2 separate regions of the Homo sapiens genome follow, and region 1 is linked to region 2. Evidence: read pairs that join two places in POLR2A ChIA-PET (ENCODE). Cell type or tissue: CD4-positive, alpha-beta T cell. All regions are shown on one strand.

Evidence for each region. ChIA-PET counts read pairs that join two places held together with the same protein. Peaks named below come from ENCODE experiments on the same cell type or tissue, not always from the same donor. Only the 100,000 strongest peaks of a DNase experiment are listed, where the experiment ranks them.
Region 1: POLR2A ChIA-PET joins it to region 2 with 8 read pairs; 2 of 35 experiments call an interaction of 5 or more read pairs at or near these places.

The regions. Positions count from the first base shown.
Region 1 is chrX:41,466,978-41,471,977 of GRCh38, forward strand. All of the region lies in intron 2 of NYX (nyctalopin), which reads left to right. It also overlaps the pseudogene GEMIN7P1. Among named protein-coding and RNA genes, the nearest start is that of NYX, 22 kb to the left of the region's middle. In CD4-positive, alpha-beta T cell, no CTCF peak of the experiment used is centred here; no DNase peak of the experiment used is centred here.
Region 2 is chrX:41,262,906-41,267,905 of GRCh38, forward strand. No RefSeq gene overlaps it. Among named protein-coding and RNA genes, the nearest start is that of LINC02601, 10 kb to the right of the region's middle. In CD4-positive, alpha-beta T cell, no CTCF peak of the experiment used is centred here; a DNase peak (open chromatin) is centred at 2,936; H3K4me3 peaks cover 647 bases.

The DNA.
Region 1 (5,000 bases), 200 kb after region 2:
AGTTTTAGTAGAGGCAGGGTTTCGCCATGTTGGCCAGACTGGTCTCGAACTCCTGACCTCCGGTGATCCACCCACCTCGGCCTCCCAAAGTGCTGGGATTACAGGTGTGAGCCACCACGCCCAGCTAAAACAATTTTTTTAAAAAAATTTTGTCCAGAGTCTACCATAGATAGCAGTGGGAATGTTAGTCTGATAGAAGCTACTCTGCCATGATTGCAGTAGAACTCATCCACATATATTATTATTAAAAGAATTTTTTTTTGGTGCCTTGCTTTTCTGGCTCACTAAACATGTACTTAGTCTTTATACTGAACAAACCAATACAGTTTTGCTGTCAGTTCTGAGAATTTACTTGACTTAATTTATTATTATTATTATTTATTATTTATTATTTTAGATGGAGTCTCACTGTGTCACTCAGGCTGGAGTACAGTGGCATGATCTTGGCTCACTGCAACCTCTGCCTCCCGGGTTCAAGCGATTCTTGTGCGTCAGCCTCCTGAGTAGCTGGGATTACAGGCGTGTGCCACTGCGTCTGGCTAATTTTTGTATTTTTAGTAGAGACGGGGTTTCACCATGTTGGCCAGGCTGGTCTCGAACTCCTGACCTCAGGTGATCTGTCTGCCTCTGCCTCCCAAAGTGCTGGAATTACAGTCATGAGCCACCGCGCCTGGAGACTTAATTTATTATTTTTTGGGAGGACAAGGTCTTGCTCTGTTGTCCAGGCTGGAGTTCAGTGGTCCAATCATAGCTCACTGTAATCTTGAACTCCTGGGCTCAAGTAATCTTCCTGCCTCAGCCTCCTGAGTAGCTGGGACTACAGGTGCACACCACTGTGCATGGCTAATTTTTTTATTTTTTATAGAGATAGGGGTCTCACTATATTGCCCAGGCTGGTCTGAAACTCCTGGGCTCAAGCGATCCTCCTGCCATAGCCTCACAAAGTGCTGGGATTACAGGTGTGAGCCACTGTACCCGGCCTTGACTTAATTTAAATGTCACTAAATAATCCAGTAAATTAGTTATTGCTCCTAATGGCTATCAAAGTTTCAGAGGCTAAAAATAAGTCTCTAATAGTGACAATTTCTTGAGTGTTTAATTAAAGTTTAAACTCTAATCTATTTTTTGAAATAGGTAACATAGCCACATGGTTCAAAATGTTAAAGGCTAAAAGCAGTGTACATTGAGAAGCTTCAGTCTCACTCTTCTCATATATGTTTTTTAAACATAGGCAGCTACCTTTCTGATCTCTTGCATTATACAAATTGGTTGTATCCTGACTGTTGTAATCCCAGGAGTTCCTTGACAAATAATTTTTTTTTTTTTTTTTTTGAGACAGAGTCTCGCTCTGTTGCCTGGGCTGGAGTGCAGTAGTGTGATCTCAGCTCACTGCAACCTCTGCCTCCCTGGTTCAAGTGATTCTTATGCCTCAGCCTCCAGAGTAGCTGGGACTACAGGCACGCGCCACCACACCTGGCTAATTTTTGTATTTTTAGTAGAGATGGGGTTTCACCATGTTGGCCAGGCTGGTCTTGAACTTCTGACTCCAGTGATCTGCACGCCTTGGCCTCCCAAAGTGCTGGGATTGCAGGCATGAGCACCATGCCTGGCCAGCAAACAATTTTTAAAATAAATGGAGGAATCCTTGCATAGGAAGGCATCATTTAATTCTACAAACGTTTATTGAGCCATACAGTGCGCCTGGAACAGTGTTAGCTATTGTGGGGTATAAACATGAGTCATATGACTGAGTGTACTTTCCTTAATTAGAAAGAAGAGAGTAGAATGAAGGACTATTTGTAAAGAAACCTGATGCCTGATACTTGACCTAGTTGGAAGGGTTGATAGAAAAAGGTTCTGCCTCTTTCCAGCTGAGGCCTGCAGTTAAGGTTATATTCTTGGCCCTGTCTCCCTAGCAGGGTGTCTCCCCAGCCCAGCAGCAGCCCTGTTTACAGCCAGGCTCAGCACAGAGCCCAAGAACCTTGCTGGAAGCTTGGTGTCTATCTCAGTTTTTAGGGAGATGGAAAAGCTAAGTCAGGCATCCTCAACATCAGAATGTTGAAGTGGCTCCAGTTTACAACTGAGGGGCTGTTCAAAGGCCTGAGTGCTCTTCAGCTGTGTCTGAGAGGGCTGGATCCACTTCTCAGCTGCTTAGAAAACATGGAGTGTCCATAACAGATGACCTGAAAAGACACTGGAAACCAAGCAGAGCTACAGAGGTGGCAGCAAGTGTATTCTACATATCCCTTTTGGGGCCACATCTTCAGGTTCCTGCAGGGACTTGGGTAGGCAAGGCCGGGTAATGTGTACAGAATGGGAGGATGTGAGTGGCAGGCCAGGGGTATTTGCTAGGAATTCGGGAGTACTGATGAGGAGGGGTAGAAATTATGAATCGGTGGGCATATTTACATCTGGGTACCGTTTGCTCTCCTACAGGAATTTCAGATAGAGCTGCCCCTGACCATGAAATAAACATTGTGCATCTACCATGCTGTCTTTTCCATTGGTCCTCAAGATTGGGCTTGGGGCCTCTGGCTTCCACAGGGTAGCAGGCCACGATGACATTCTACTTTTTTTTTTTTTTTTTGAGACGGAGTCTCACTCTGTCACCCAGGCTAGAGTGTAGTGGTGCAATCTCGGCTCACTGCAACCTTTGCCTCCTGGGTTCAAGCAATTCTCCTGCTTCAGCCTCCCGAGTAGCTGGGATTATAGGTGCATGCCACCACACCCGGCTAATTTTTGTACTTTTAGTAGAGACAGGGTTTCACCATGTTGGCCAGGCTAGTCTCGAACACCTGACCTTAGGTGATCCACCCGCCTCTGCCTCCCAAAGTGCTGGGATTACAGGCATGAGCCACTGTGCCCAGCCTCATGACATTCTACTTTGCTGCAGGTGGCAAGCCTACTTGTGGGCTTTTGAAGTCTTTATCTGATCCTCCATTCAAATGCTCAAAATGAAAGTAATTTATAAGCAACTTACTCTCCCATGATGATGTAAAAAAGTTTCTAGCAGGCAAGGACTGGTGAATGGAACTTAACTGCAGCGTGTCTATAATTAATTCTTTTGAGATGTGCAAGAAGGTCATTGATTTTATTTAGTATGCTGTCCTTTTGGCTTAATTTTAGTGACTGTTACAGAAAAAAAAAATTGATTGACAGGCTTTTCTTTCATTCCCAATCTCCTGCTCCCTAATTCTCCCTCCTCCTTGAGGCATAATTTACTCAATGGGGGTGTTCAGGAATTGAATTCTTCTGGTGAGAGGAACTATAGTAGCACCAACAGAAATATAACACAAGCCGCATGTTTAAAAATTCTGAGTAGTCACATTAAAAAACGTAAAAAGAAACAGTTAACATTAATTTTAATATTTTATTTAACCCAATATATCTAAAATACCATTGTAACATGTAATCAGTATAAAAATCATTGATGCAGCTGGGTGTGGTGGCTCACACCTGTAATCCCAGCACTTTGGGAGGCCAAGGTGGGCGGATCAACTGAGGTCAGGAGTTTGAGACCAGCCTGGCCAATATGGCAAAACCCTATCTCTACTAAAAATACAAAAATTAGCCGGGTGTGGTGGCACATGCCTGTAATCCCAGCTACTCGGGTGGCTGAGGCAGAAGAATCACTTGAACCTGGGAGGCGGAGGTTGCAGTGGGCCGAGATTAGCGCCATTGCACTCCAGCCTGGCGACAGAGTGAGGACTCTGTCTCAAAAAAAAAAAAAAAAAAATCATTGATGCAGTATTTTACTCTTTTTAAGTCTTTGAAATCTGGTGTGTCTTCTATATGCATAGCACATCTCAATTTGGGTTGGCCACATTTCAAATGCTCAGTAGCCCACGGGGCTAGTGGCTACTGTATTGGGCAGCGCAGATCTAGGGTGAAGGCCACAGCGATGTCCTCGGAGATCCCCCAGGGCCTGCAGACAACAAACCCTCAAGGCCACATTCTAGTGTTCCCCGACCAAACTGAGGGTGGGGCTGCTATTTCTCACGGCCCAATAATGAGATGCAGATGAACTGGGAAAGGAGGGAGTTTTTTATTTCTGTAACTGGTTACAGGGAAAAGGCCTGGAAAATATCTCTAGACCAACTCAAAATTACGAACTTTTCCAGAGCTTATATACCTTCTTTTTTTGGAGGGGGGGGATGGAGTTTCACTCTTTTCACCCAGGCTGGAGTGCAATGGCACTATCTCAGCTCACTGCAACCTCCGCTTTCTGGGTTCAAGCAATTCTCCTGCCTCAGCCTTCTGAGCAGTTGGGATTACAGGTGCCCACCACCATGCCCGGCTAATTTTTGTATTTTTAGTAGAGACGGGGTTTCACCATGTTGGCCAGGCTAGTCTTTAACTCCTCACCTCAGGTGATCTGCCCACCTCGGCCTCTCGAAGTGTTGGGATTACAGGCGTGAGCCACCGCACCTGGCCCAGAGTTTATATACCTTCTAAGCTACATGTCTACGTGTAAGTGTGCATTCATCTAAAGACATGTGATTAACTTCTTTTAATCTATAACTAAGGTCTGAGTCCTGAAGACCTTCCTCTGGAGCCTCAGTAAATTTACTTAATCTAGATGGGTCCAGGTGCTGGGGTGATTACCCTTATTTTGTCTCCTGCTAAATCATGGAGGTTTGGGGAGTTCCTCCAGACCCCCAATAAACTTGTCTGTGGAGGTCTGGGGAGTTTAGACCCCCAGTAAAACTTGTTTAATCCTAAATGGGTCCTGTTAAGAATTATTTCATAATCTTGTCATGCTTTAAGGCCCAGGAAAGGCTTGGGCAAAACTCTTGGTGGGCTTTTGTTACCTTCCAGCCTTTGTATAAGGGCACTGGTGTATATATATATATGTATTTTTTTTTTTTTTTCCCCTGGGGTAACTGGTTCTTTAGCAAGAGGGGAGCACTGGGGAGTATCTTCAGGGTGGCTGAACTTTGCAACCTCTTTAATAAACAACTTCCCCCTGTGCAGTTTGTCCTCCTTTATCACCACACTCC
Region 2 (5,000 bases):
ACCTCGGCCTCCCAAAGTGCTGGGATTACAGGGGTGAGCCACCTCACCTGGCCAGAGAATTTCTTTATAGCCAGCTCCAAGACAGGTAATTTATAAAGAAAAGAGGTTTATTTGGCTCAAGGCAGGAGAATATTAGAGTATATTTTAGTTTCTAAGGTACTATGGTTTGGATACTTAATCCCTCCAAATTTCACGTGGAAATGTGGCCCCCAGTATTGGAGGTGGGGCCTGGTGGGAGGTGTTTGGGTCATGGGGGTGGATCCCTCGTGAATGGCTTGGTGTTGTCCTCGCTGTAATGAGTGCTCTCTCTCTCTTGCTTCCTGTCTCTCCATGTGATCTGCACATGCCATATCCCCTTCCCCTTCCGCCACGATTAGAAGCTTCCTGAGGCCTCACCAGAAGCAGATACTGGAGCCATGCTTCTTGCATAGCCTACAGAACCGTGAGCCAAATAAACCTCTTTTCTTTATAAACTACCCAGCTTCAGGAATCCCTTTACGGCAATGCAAAAGAACTAAGATATACAGGCTGCCTTGGAGAGAAAAAGGAGCAGGTGAAAGGAGGGCAGGAGAAGCTCAGAGAGAGAGAGATTCTGTTTTCTGAGGCCTAAAGCACCCCAATGTTATGACAAGAGAATGTCTTTCACCTTTATGGCTCTGAAGGCTGTTCTGAAGCTGCTTCAGGAACTAAGGACAAAAGGCCAAATGTTATTTATTTATGTATTTATTTATTTTTTATTTTTTATTTCTTTTAAGATGAAGTCTCACTCTGTCTCCCAGGCTGGAGTGCAGTGGTGTGATCTTGGCTCACTGTAACCTCTGCCTCCCGGGTTCAAGCAATTCTCGTGCCTCAGCCTCCAGAGTAGCTGGCATTACAGGCGCCTACCACCATATCTGGCTATTTTTTTTGTATTTTTAATAGAGACGGGGTTTCACCATGTTGGCTAGGCTGGTCTTGAACTCCTGACCTCAAGTGATCTGCCCGCCTTGGCCTCCCAAAGTGCTGGTATTATAGGCATGAGCCACTGCGCCCAGCCCAAATGCTTTTAAAATATATACCTATTGTTTTAGTCACTTAGGAAATAACAAGGGCTATGGCACTTATCAACCAGGAAGTGTGAACAAAAACCAATATAAATATATCATAACATCACAACATCCAAGCCCAATGTGCCATTACAATGTTGGCTGGAACATCGTGCACTACTTATAAAAATGGGCCTTGGCCAGGTATGGTGGCTCACGCCTGTAATCCCAGCACTTTGGGAGGCCGAGGCAGGTGGATCACCTGAGGTCAGGAGTTCAAGACCAGCCTGACCAACATGGATAAACCCCATCTCTACTAAAAATACAAAATTAGCTGGGCGTGGTGGTGCATCCCTGTGGTGCATCCCTGTAATTCCAGCTACTTGGGGGGCTGAGGCAGGAGAATGGCTTGAACCCGGGAGGCAGAGGTTGCGGTGAGCTGAGATCATGCCATTGCACTCTAGCCTGGGCTACAAAAGCGAAACTGCATCTCAAAAAACAAAGCAAAACAAAACACCCCAAAATGACTGAGTTCTGGGAGCTTCTGAATATCTGCACGCGTGGAGGTTCCTGGAGGGTGGTACACCTGGAGGGGGCATGGAAGCTCCGCACCCCTTCCCCCATACCTTGCCCTATGTATCTCTTCATCTGTATCCTTTGTAATATCCTTGATAATAAACTGGTAAATGTGTTTCCCTGAGTTCTGGGAGCCCCTCTAGCAAGTTTTTTTTTTTTTTTGAGACGGAGTGTCGCCCAGGCTGGAGTGCAGTGGTGCAATCTCATCTCACTGCAAGCTCCGCCTCCTGGGTTCATGCTATTCTCCTGCTTCAGCCTCCGGAGTAGCTGGGACTACAGGTGCCTGCCACCACGCCCGGCTAATTTTTTTGTATTTTTAGTAGAGACGGGGTTTCACCGTGTTGGCCAGGATGGTCTCGATCTCCTGACCTCGTGATCTGCCCGCCTTGGCCCCCCAAAGTGCTGGGATTACAGGTGTGAGCCACCGCGCCCGGCCCCCTCTAGCAAATTAAATGAACCAAAGGAAGGGGTGGTGGGAACCCCGATGTATAGCTTGTCGGTCAGAAGCACAGGTGACACAACCTGGGGCTTGCCATTGGTATCTGAAGGTGGGGGCAGTCTTGGGGACTGAGCCATCAACCTGTGGGATCTGAAGCTATCTCCAGGTAGAGAGTGTCAGAATTGAATTGAATAGAATTGGAGGACACCCAGTTGGTGTCCACTGCAGAACTGATTGCTTGATTGCTGGTGGGGAGAAATCCCCACATATTTTGGGGTCACGGAAGTCTTCTGTGTTGATTGTTGTGTGAGACCAGAGAAAAGACAGTTTGTGTTTTTTCCACTCAGACTTTGGCTTGCTAGAAAACAAATAGAGAAGCCGGGCGCAGTAGCTCATGCCTGTAATCCCAGCACTCTGGGAGGACGAGATGGGTGGATCACCTGAGGTCAGGAGTTTGAGACCCATCTGACCAACATGGTGAAACCCCGTCTCTACTAAATACAAAAAATTAACCAGGCATGGTGGTGCATGCCTGTAATCTCAGCTACTCTGGACGCTGAGTCAGGAGACTCGCTTGAACCCGGGAGGTGGAGGCTGCAGTGAGCTGAGATCGCACAACTGCACTCCACCCTGGGCAAGACAGAGTGAGACTCCGTCTCAAAAAAAAAAAAAGAAAAAGAAAAAAGAAAAAAAGAAAAGAAAAAAGAAAAAGAAAACAAATGGAGGCCCCAGCTTGGAGTTCATTGCCATGCCTGCTCTAGCCCCAGCAGTAAGAATTGCTTCTTACTGGACTCAGCGTCAGCAGTGCAATTCTTACTGCACTGATTTAGTGAGCATGACTTAGCGATCACTCAGACAACTGCTCTCCCACGTGAGGATGGTGAAAAAATGACGCTGCAGCCAGCGTCAGAAGTTTCGTTTTATAAGCAGTCGTGCTGTGCTGTGCTGGCAATGGTGCCCTGTGGTTACCACTTTCTTACAGAGCTCACAGAAGGTGTGCTTCAGCTTTGGGATGCTGAGATGAATGGGCTTTGGAGAGAATTTGACAGTTCAAAAAAAACACTTCCGTTTTTAGACATGCATATTTAGCTGTTTGGGAATGCAATTGTTTCCTTCTTGAATGTCAAATATAAGAGTGCTACAGGCCGGGCACGGTGGCTCACGCTTGTAATCCCAGCACTTTGGGAAGCTGAGGCAGGCAAATCACTTGAGGTCAGAAGTTTGAGACCAGCCTGGCCAACATGGCAAAACCCCGTCTCTACTAAAAATACAAAAATTAGCCGGACATGTTGGCGGGTGCCTGTAATCCCACCTACTCGGGAGGCTGAGGCACGAGAATCACTTGAACCTGGGAGGTGGAGGTTGCAGTGAGCTGAGATCATGCCACTGTTCTCCAGCCTGGGTGACAGAGTGAGACTCGGTCTCAGAAAAAAAAAAAAAAAAAAAAGAGTGCTACAATCACATGACCATATTTGTGCTGAAATCCTGTTTCTTACTATCATTCCCATTCCATTTCGTTGAGACTTGTAACCGAAAGAGGGTCAGGTTGCTTGCCACTTGCAGAAAGAAGCCAAAATAAGAGCAAGGTGTGTTAAAAAGAAAGTAAATTTCATTATCCGTTGCTAGCAAGGAAAGGCTGGCCAGAATCCTTTCCAAAAATTGCCATTTTCCAATTTCTGGAGAGGGGGCCCTGGTTTAAGAAGAGGGGCTTGGACTGCAGAAGAGGCACGGGGGGCTAGGAGGTACCAGGTGGCATGTCTCGCTCCAATGGCTTCTTTTGAATTATTGTTCCATCTGCTGAAGGGGCCAGCACCATCATGAGTCCACGCAGCTCACAAATCAATCGCAGTCAATCTCTAGCTGAGAGTGAACTCCAGCCTTGAAGTAACCTCCTGCTGAGGAGAGAATTCCAGGGATATCTGGTCCGTGTCAGAATTCAGCTCTGGAAACTTCTAAGGAAATCTATAACCAGATAAGTGAGCATGGTGTGAGTTTAGCAAGCATCCAGGTAAATAAGTGTGCATGACACATGAGAGCATAATGTTGGAAAGGGAAGGGCGTTTGAAAGCACGTTTCGTAAGACCAAAGAAAACACACCTGCAGTTTGTCTCAAAGCTACGTCTTGAGACTGAGGAGAAAGGAGGAAAGGAAAACAAGTTTTTAAAACACAGTTTGAAGCTAAGCTGGGTCTAACTCTATTGCCCAGGCTGGAGTACAGTGGCGCAATCACGGCTGACTGCAGCCTCGACTTCCCAGGACCAAGTGATCCTCCCACCTCAGCCTCCTGAGTAGCTGAGACTACAGGCATGAACCACCACACCTGGCCAATTATGTATTTTAGTAGAGACAGAGTCTCACCATATTGCCCGGGCTGGTCTCGATCTCCTGGGTTCAAGGAATCTGCCTACCTCAGCCTCCCAAAGTGCTGGGATTACAGGCATGAGCCACCCCACCTGGTCTCTTTTTCCCTCTTGTTTTTAAAAGATATTTGAAATTTAGCTTTATATTCTGGCCAGGCACAGTGGCTCATACCTGTAAACCCAGTGCTTTGGGAGGCCGAGGCAGGAGGATTGCTTGAGCCCAGGAGTTTGAGACCAGCCTGAGCAATATAGTGAGACCCCATCTCTACAAAAAATTAACAAAAAGTTAGCCGGGCATGGTGGTGTGCGCCTGTGGTGGCCCAGCTACTCAGGAGGCTGGAAATGGGAGGGTCACTTGAGTCCTAGAAGCCGAGGTGCAGTGAGCTATGATCACGCCACTGCACTCCAGGTAGGCAACAGAGACCCCGTCTCTACAAAAAAGAAAAAAAATGGTCACAGCCATGCATCAGCAGATGTCCAATAATTCCAATGATAGCTGTAATAGTAAGAAAATGACAGGCCCGGCCGAGCGTGGTCGCTCACGCCTGTAATCCTGACACTTTGGGAGGCCGAGGAGGGCGGATCATCTGAGGTCAAGAG